Linked DNA regions of Homo sapiens: region 1 is linked to region 2. The links are chromatin contacts, found by Hi-C in ENCODE. All regions are on one chromosome and are shown on one strand. The core of a region is the stretch at or near the end of the contact, and the rest is flanking DNA. Distances in the headings are between cores, read along the strand shown. Region 1 holds the start of CRY2 (cryptochrome circadian regulator 2). Region 2 holds the start of TTC17 (tetratricopeptide repeat domain 17).

Region 1 (3,574 bases), core at 158-2,657, 2.5 Mb before region 2:
CTTCTGGGCAGGAGGGGACACTGAACAGGCCCACTGCTAGCAGCACTCACTCTCTTAGCAGGGCACACACCTTGGAGAGAAAAGAATGGTGTGCCGAGAGCCACGGTATCCTGGAAATAACCCTGTCCATCGATGCAACAAGGCCACAAGCAAACATTCCCCAGAACAATGCAAACAAACCGAGCGACTGCCACTAGGTGTTCTGAAGAGCGATGGGTACATTATGTCTCAAAACTCTTTAGTTTGAATACTGTTTACAGTGAAAATACACTAACGACCTGTTCATCTTTTTCCATGATCATGTCGACTCCATCTCCTGGGGGGTCATCAGAGGGGCCCTTGATATCATGGCTTTCCTGCTCCCTAACCTTACCACAACAGTTCATAAAAGTCTCATCTCTAATGGCTCTACTGTCCTCTAAAATCATGACAAGAGGATGACGGGGTGACACTTTGGATTCTTTTAAATTTTTCTATCGAGGTCAAAGCTCCAGAGCAGGGCTTAAAACATTTTGGAGAATCCCCTGGATTCTCTGGAGCTTTGAACATAAAGCGACTCCACCTGAAGACGCCTTTGGCTTCTTTATTTATAATATAGGGGAGAAGACCTTATTTAATGCTAAGCCAGGGTCACTTGACACCCCTAGAGGCAGGACGGTCTGGGTGCAGGGTAGCCAGGATGGGTGGTAGGGCGGATTCAAACGAGCCAGAGGCTTCGGAGTGATCTCCCCGAGCCCAGCAACGGGCTCTTGAAGAATGCGAGCAAAAACCCGTCCCGCCCTCACACTACGTTATCTCCCTTCCGCCCCTCCCTGAGTAGACCGTAAGAGCCCTAGACCAGGAGCCCCTGTTCTGCCACTCACTGGCTACAAGTCCTTGGGCAGGTCGACTTTGGGTCTCCAGGGCTCAAGGGTCTCATCTGTACAACGGGGATCATGATCTCCGTTCCACAGGCAGTTGTGAGGCTCAAAGGGGTAACAGTGCGAACGCGCTTTGTCAGAGGCTGAACCCTGGCCCACCGGCGCGTTAGGACCATGACGAATTACTTCCCCGGTCTCGGCTTCTCCCCTCTGGCCTTCCAGCCGTGGCGGGGTTGGGGGGATCGTGCTGTTCGCCGGTCACCCCAGGGTCAGGGTCCTGGCTGCGTCCCCGCCACCCAGCCCCGGGTCCCCTCACCTCCATCGGTTGATCCCGACTGAGGAGGAGGCCGCGAACCACGGGTCGAGAATGTAAACGCAGCGCACGCAGCGCGCCCCGCGCACGGCCGCCAGCAACGCCGGGTTGTCGTGGAGTCGCAGCCCTTTGCGGAACCAGTGCACCGAAGAGGCGCTGTCCGTGCCGGGCGCTGGCGCCGGGGCCACAGCTGCCGCCGTCGCCACAGTCGCCGCCATGACTGTCCAGACTGCTCCAGCCACCCCCGCTCCGCCCCGGTAGGCGACGTGGACCCCGCCCATAGCCCGCCCAGTGACCTATGACGCCGCAACTCCACCCTTAGTCCCCGCCCACAGGGCCCCAGAGCCCCTCTGCCATTGGCTGAGTGCCTTCCACCTGGCGATTGGCCCAGAGGCGCCGGAACAGGCCCGCCCCCTCACGTTCCTACCATGTGTGGGTCCGCCCGGGTGGAGCTGGCATGCGGACAAGTGACGCAGGCTGGGGCTGTCCGCAGGCTGGGGCTGTCCGCGGAGTGCCGGGAGTAGGCCAAGTCTCAAGGGACAGCGGATCTCTTACCCACGTCCTGTTCAGGGCCTGCTTCTAGAAGAAGCTGCCTGGGCTGGTAGGGGTTGCTGTGACTACAGCCAGTGACTTGCAAGACTGACAGCTGACCTTCCTATTATCACCAACATCGTCACCATCACCATCTACATCATTCTACTACAGCTGCCATTTATTAAGTGCACTTTATATGGCAAGAGACATGATCATCTCCTTACGTAGACGGTCTCATTTACTATTCTCAACTCAGCCCAGTTACATTCATTTAGCGAACCCCAGTGAAAAAGCTGCTGTTGTTTTCGTTTCACAGATGAAGAAAACGGAGGGTGCCGCAGGTTGAGTGACTTATTCAATATCATAAAGCTGCTAAGAGGATTTCACCCAGATTATTCTGATTTCGAAATTTCTGCTTTTATCCACGAAGCTATACTTCTCTTTGTGCGAAGATCCTTGGTAATTCCAAGTGGCAGAGTCTAAGGACGGGGAAGGAGTGCCCTAATATGCAGCAGTAGAGGATTTGGGAGTAAGGACTGGGAATGTGGGGGACTTGAATTGAGATAGTAATTATGCCATCAGATGAATTTATTTTCTTTTAGTCTGTTTAGTAGATCCAGTGTGTGCAAAGCACTGTACTGGATTCCGGGTAGGGTTCAGAGATGTGGAGGACACTGTCCCCATTCTTCTGGGACGCCAGGTGGAACCCTCTTGGGCTAAGACGGCTTAGTCAAGCTGCAGCTTTGGGGTTATCAGGTGGAAAACAGTCTGTTTCAACTTGACCCTAGGTTGAGCCCATGCTTGGAACCCTTCCTGGACCTGGGACAGAGTGATGAAAGCATTTAGTAATTTAGTCTGCAATTTAGTGGCATTAATTGGCACCACTCTCTAAACCAGTGTCACTGCAATCCTAGGCATTCTCTGTCATTTCCAGGGCTTTTCACGAGCTGTTCCAGCAGTCTAGATCACACTCCCTCTTCCATCTTTGTTTCTAACTCCAGTTTGCTCTGTATCATTGTTCAGTATAGATGTCACCTTCTTGCTGTCTGATCCCAACCTGAATAGTGCCCCATCTTATTCTGTGCTTCTTTTTGGTCACTTGTCTTGGCACACAATACTGAAATTTCTTGCTTAAAAGTCTTTCTGCCCCATTAGAGTATAAACTCCTGGAGAGCAGGGGCTGTGGCTTATTTACATACAGTTGTATGTCTGAAGTCTAGCTCAGGGCTTGGCACCTAACGCTCAAGGATTATTTGAGTAAAAATTGAACTAGAGTCTCATATTGGCAGGCTCTTAAAGGTTTATCCTAGTCCGCTTACCTGACCCTTTCCTTATTTTTGAATTTCCTTTCCAAATTCTTGCTGAATAAATCGATGCAATCTTTCATTACTTTTATTTTAAGGTTTTGTGTTCCCCCTCTCCTATGCCCTCTTCTCTCCACAAGGTTGGTGCTTTGCTAGGAATGAAACAGAGTGTAAGGAGGTGGTTCTCCCTTAACCTCAGAGATGGGTCCTCTTCCCTTTTTCTCCTCTAAATTCCCATAATGCTATATCTGTATTCCGTGAACCCTGTGAGGCAGGGACTGTGCTTGTCTTACTTTTCAGTGTCTTCTCAGCTGGTACTCTGGTACCTAACATATAGTAGGTGCTCAAAAAACATTTGTTGAATGATCAAAAGTCACTTCCCTCCCCTCCCCTCGCTCTCTTATTAAGCTATCATGAGAGGCAGTGTGATGTAATGGTTAAACCTGAGGCTTTGCACATTGGAGTTGCTGAGTTCAAATTCTAGTTCTGCTTTTATTCTCTGTGACCTTGGATAAGCTAGTTAACCTCTCTGTTCCTCACTTTCTTAATCTTTGCAATAGGGT
Region 2 (4,097 bases), core at 107-2,606:
TTAGATATGCTGAAAACCACTCATGAATACCTAGGCGGATTTTTAGTTATACTTAACTTACTTGAGATAGAATTTGCAATTACATTACACGGCAAATCTAAATCTAAACCTCACCTTAAACGTTGGAATGTGTTCCTATCATGATTCATTACACACAATCCAAAGGACCAGTAATTTCCCACCACACTAGTTAAAACGTTTTAGATCAGTGGGCTAAATTGCATGGGGCACACAATTCACTTTCTAAATGTTTGCTAGACACTTCAAGATTGTCCTCAAGTGTTCGAAGTCAGTAAGTTTACCAATATTCTGTAGCGGAACACACACACGCACTCGTTAGGCATCAGCAGCATTTACAAAACGCAGGCAATCATAAAGTTATATAAGAAAAGCAGTCTCGCCTCTGAGGAATTAGTTCAGGCATACAAGAATCCAGGAAATCGCATATCCTCCATGCGAGGCTGGGTCACAAGAACTAGGTAAAGAAACAAAGCAAAGTGCACTGGGAAACGAGGGCAGTAACAGCTGAAAAGATGCAGGCAACGCCACCAGCGGCATCTTCAAGCATTCCTTCTGAAGGGGAGTGTTTCTATGTTGTTTCTAATGAGCCACTGCTGACCTGAGTAACGGTACAAGCTGAAACCAACACAACCAGAAACGAAATCCACCATGTGGTAGACGAGACTAGGGGAGCAGCACGAATGGTCCACAGGCTAGGGGTCCAGAAGCTGTCATACCATGGGACTCGCGCACACCCTGGAGCTGCCACCTGCTTTCTATTTCCTCGGGGAGGGCCGGTGACGCGTGAACCCGAGAGGCACCAAAGGCAGGAATCCTGAAATCTGTGATTTCTAAACCCCGAGCTAAAAAAAGGTCCGTAGGGCCCGTCTCCCGCAGCTGGGCGACTCTTCCCCACGCGGCGCGCGGCCCGCGAGGTGGAAGGGTGAGAACTTCTAGGGGGCCAAACGAGGACCAGGAGACAAGTGGGGAGCGGGAAGTGCCTGCCTGGTCCGAATGCAGGGAGTCCGAGGTCGCGGTGCCACCTCCCTGTGAGGGTAGGCTGGGGGCGGGGCCGCGCGGAGCCCAACAGCCAGGGGCCAAGCAGGGTAATCCCCCCGGGGCGAGGGCGGGCACGGGAGAAGAGGGACGCCCCGGCCGCTACCTGCTGCTGGATTTTCCCGTCCTCCGTGACGACCCAGTGCGTGGTGGCGAAGGCCCCTCGTGCCGCCACACTCAGCAAGGCGGAAAGGCTGAGGAGCCAGCCTGGGCCGGAGCAAGGCGGCAGCTCGTACCGGCCACGAACCCCTACTGCCGCCGCCATCTTGCCCCCCCGGCCGGGCCGCTCACACCGGAAGCGGAAGCTAGTCTCCGGCGCCCGCCATCTTGAAGAGGTCGGCCCTGGAGGAGGAGCAGGAGGAGGAGCCGAGAGGGCGTAGCTCGCTGACTACCAAGTTTCCTCCACCTCGGTTTTGGCGGCCAGGAAGCGCGACCTTCGGCTACTCTCCCAGCTTGGCTTCAGGGATGGAGACCGCTTTTTAGTTATTGTTTTTCTGTGGGTGATACGATCTCGGAGCGTGGGAACCGGAGGGAGACAAAAGCAGTGGCTTAGGTGGCGCTTAAGCAGAAGTGAAAGGACTCAATTTTATTGTTTTTTAAATCTTTGTTTTTTCGTTTTATTTCTGGTAGATAGTTGGGGAACAAAAGGTGTGCTTTCGAACCACCTATGGGAAGAGAGGTGTTGCTTTTATTCTTAAAGTCTCACAATAGTGGAAGCTTCAGAATGGAGACGGTTGTTAGTTTAGGGCACCGCTGTCCAGTAGCACTATAATGCGAGCCACGTGTGGAATGTAAAATATAGAGGGAAGTAACCCTACTAGTACATTTTATTTAACTCAAAGTACACAAAATATTAATTCAATGTGGTCTGTACAAATCATTGAGATAGTTTAGTTTTTTTTTTTTTAACTAAGTCTTGGAAATCGGCATGTTACACTGACAGCTTATCTAGTCATATTTCAGGGGCTTAATACCCGCATGTGGCTAACGTACTGGTCAGCACAGGTCTAAGCTAGAGGTCTAGGTCTGGAGACCAGAAACATTGGCATCACCTGGGAGCTTTTTAGACCTGCACATTCTCGGCTCTTCTCCCTCTCCCCCGCAACCTGCTGAATCAGACTACATTTTAACAATAGCCTCAGGTGACTGGTATACATATTAAAGTTTGAGAACCACTTTCTTCTAGTGAACCAACAGGCAGGCAGGCAGGCGTCAAGCTTGGCTGCCAGCTTCTTGCTAGATATGTCATTTTAGGTCTTTCAAGATTGCCCTCTGTGTGTGTTATTTAAGGTTGGTATGCTTTTGGTTTTCTCCTTGGGAAAAGAAGGATGAGAATATTGTTTAACCACTTCTCTACACAAGTGTATGCAGGAGAGCAGTTGCTAAGTGTTTAAACACCACGCTATAGAAATGTAGAAACAACCACAGCATTGGTGTTTTTTTTTTCTTCATTCCAGGAACAGCTTTTCTTAAAGGCCTGAAGACTGAACATTCATTTCATTAAAAATATATGGCTTATTTGCTTTTTGCCTGGTACTCTGATAGTCTCTGGGTATGGAAATGTAACCATTGGGCAGTGTGCAATATAGTGAGATATTATTGGCAGGTTAACAATTAAAATACAGGATAATGGGGGTGTATGAATGCATATGTACAGGAGAGAGCAACCAACCAGGTGAAAAAAAGGTTTGGAGCTCAGGTGCTGGTTCAGGCAGAATAATAAGTGAAAAGGTGAAGTTGGCCGGGCGCGGTGGCTCACGCCTGTAATCCCAGCACTTTGGGAGGCCGAGGTGGATGGATCACTGAGGTCAGGAGTTCAAGACTGGCCTGGCCAAGATGGTGAAACCCCGCCTCTACTAAAAATACAAAAATCAGCCGGGCATGGTGGCGGGCACCTGTAATTCCAGCTACTTGGGAGGCTGAGGCAGAGAATTGCTTGAACACGGGAGGCGGGGATTGCAGTGAGCCGAGATCACACCACTGCACTCCAGCCTAAGTGACAGAGCGAGAATCCGTCTCAAGAAACGAAAAGGTGAAGTCAGTGGCATGTTTTAAGAGTTTCTTGGAGTTTAGACATAGGCAATAGGGAGTGTTTCAGAATTTTAAAATAGAGAAGTGGCAAATGATGGAATCCCTTTTGTCTCAGCATCTTATTTTTGGGGCATAGAGGTCAACCCTATTTCTTGTGTATAAAGCTGACATCATCATCATCTAACATTTCTTGAGTGTTTAATACGTACTGGGTCCTGTACATGCATAGTTCCTATTAATCGTCACAACTTACCAAGCTCTGGCTAGTTAAGTAAGTTGGCCAAGATCATATTGCTAAGTGGTAGAGCTCAGGTTTGGACTCAGATCCACCTGACTCTAGATCTGAGAGCCTGAGAATGAATGAATGTTAGTGAGGAATTTGAGAAAGGCCCCAGCATCACATATTTTGCTATCAGCAATTTCTTTGACCTTCACAAGTTAACCTCTAAAGGGGTGGAATTATAGCTTCTATAGCTTTATTATACCACCTATTTTCTGTAGATGATAACTCTTATCTTTTGGGATCCTGTATTAGTTTTCTAATGCTGTGTAACAATTGCCACAAACTTAGCTTAACACATTATCTGACAGTTTCCTTGGGGCAAAAGTCTTCTGCTGTGGTGTGACTGAGTTCTCTGCTCAGTGTCACAAGGCTCATATCAAGGCTGCAATCTCATCTGAGGCTTGGGGTTCCTCAGTCAAGCTCATTCTTCAAGTCCTTGGCAGAATTCAATTTATTGCCAATGTAGGACTGAGGGCTCCATTTTCTTACTGGCTGCTGATTGTGGCCATTAACATTGAGGCTACCCACAGTTTTCTGCCATGTGGCTCTCACAATGGCAGTTATTCCTTGAAGGCAAGCAGAATATTTCCACTGCTGAAATCTCTTGAATTCCTCTATCTCTAAGCCTAGACTTAAAGGGCTCATGTGAGTTGATAAGGTCTATCTGAATAATATCCCTTTTTATTCAACTGATTAGTAACTTTAATGCCATCTGCAAAAATTTCGT

Evidence for each region. Hi-C counts contacts between places; a loop is a spot of excess contacts on that map. Pooled maps may share reads with other maps.
Region 1: a loop to region 2 is called in a map of ascending aorta, with 7 times the contacts of the local background. The contact joins the promoter of CRY2 here to the promoter of TTC17 in region 2. A Hi-C loop is called at or near these places in 1 of 168 maps with a recorded cell type or tissue (ascending aorta), 1 of 37 single-sample maps with no recorded cell type and 7 of 50 pooled maps.

The regions. Positions count from the first base shown.
Region 1 is chr11:45,845,308-45,848,881 of GRCh38, reverse strand. CRY2 (cryptochrome circadian regulator 2) reads right to left here and starts at 1,407. Exons shown (of 12, transcript NM_021117.5): 1 at 1,177-1,407. The coding sequence starts at 1,391. RefSeq lists a silencer at 637-746 and enhancers at 695-1,216, 1,147-1,386, 1,747-1,796, 1,847-1,956.
Region 2 is chr11:43,356,179-43,360,275 of GRCh38, reverse strand. TTC17 (tetratricopeptide repeat domain 17) reads right to left here and starts at 1,356. Exons shown (of 24, transcript NM_018259.6): 1 at 1,163-1,356. The coding sequence starts at 1,321. RefSeq lists a silencer at 1,018-1,097 and an enhancer at 1,228-1,497.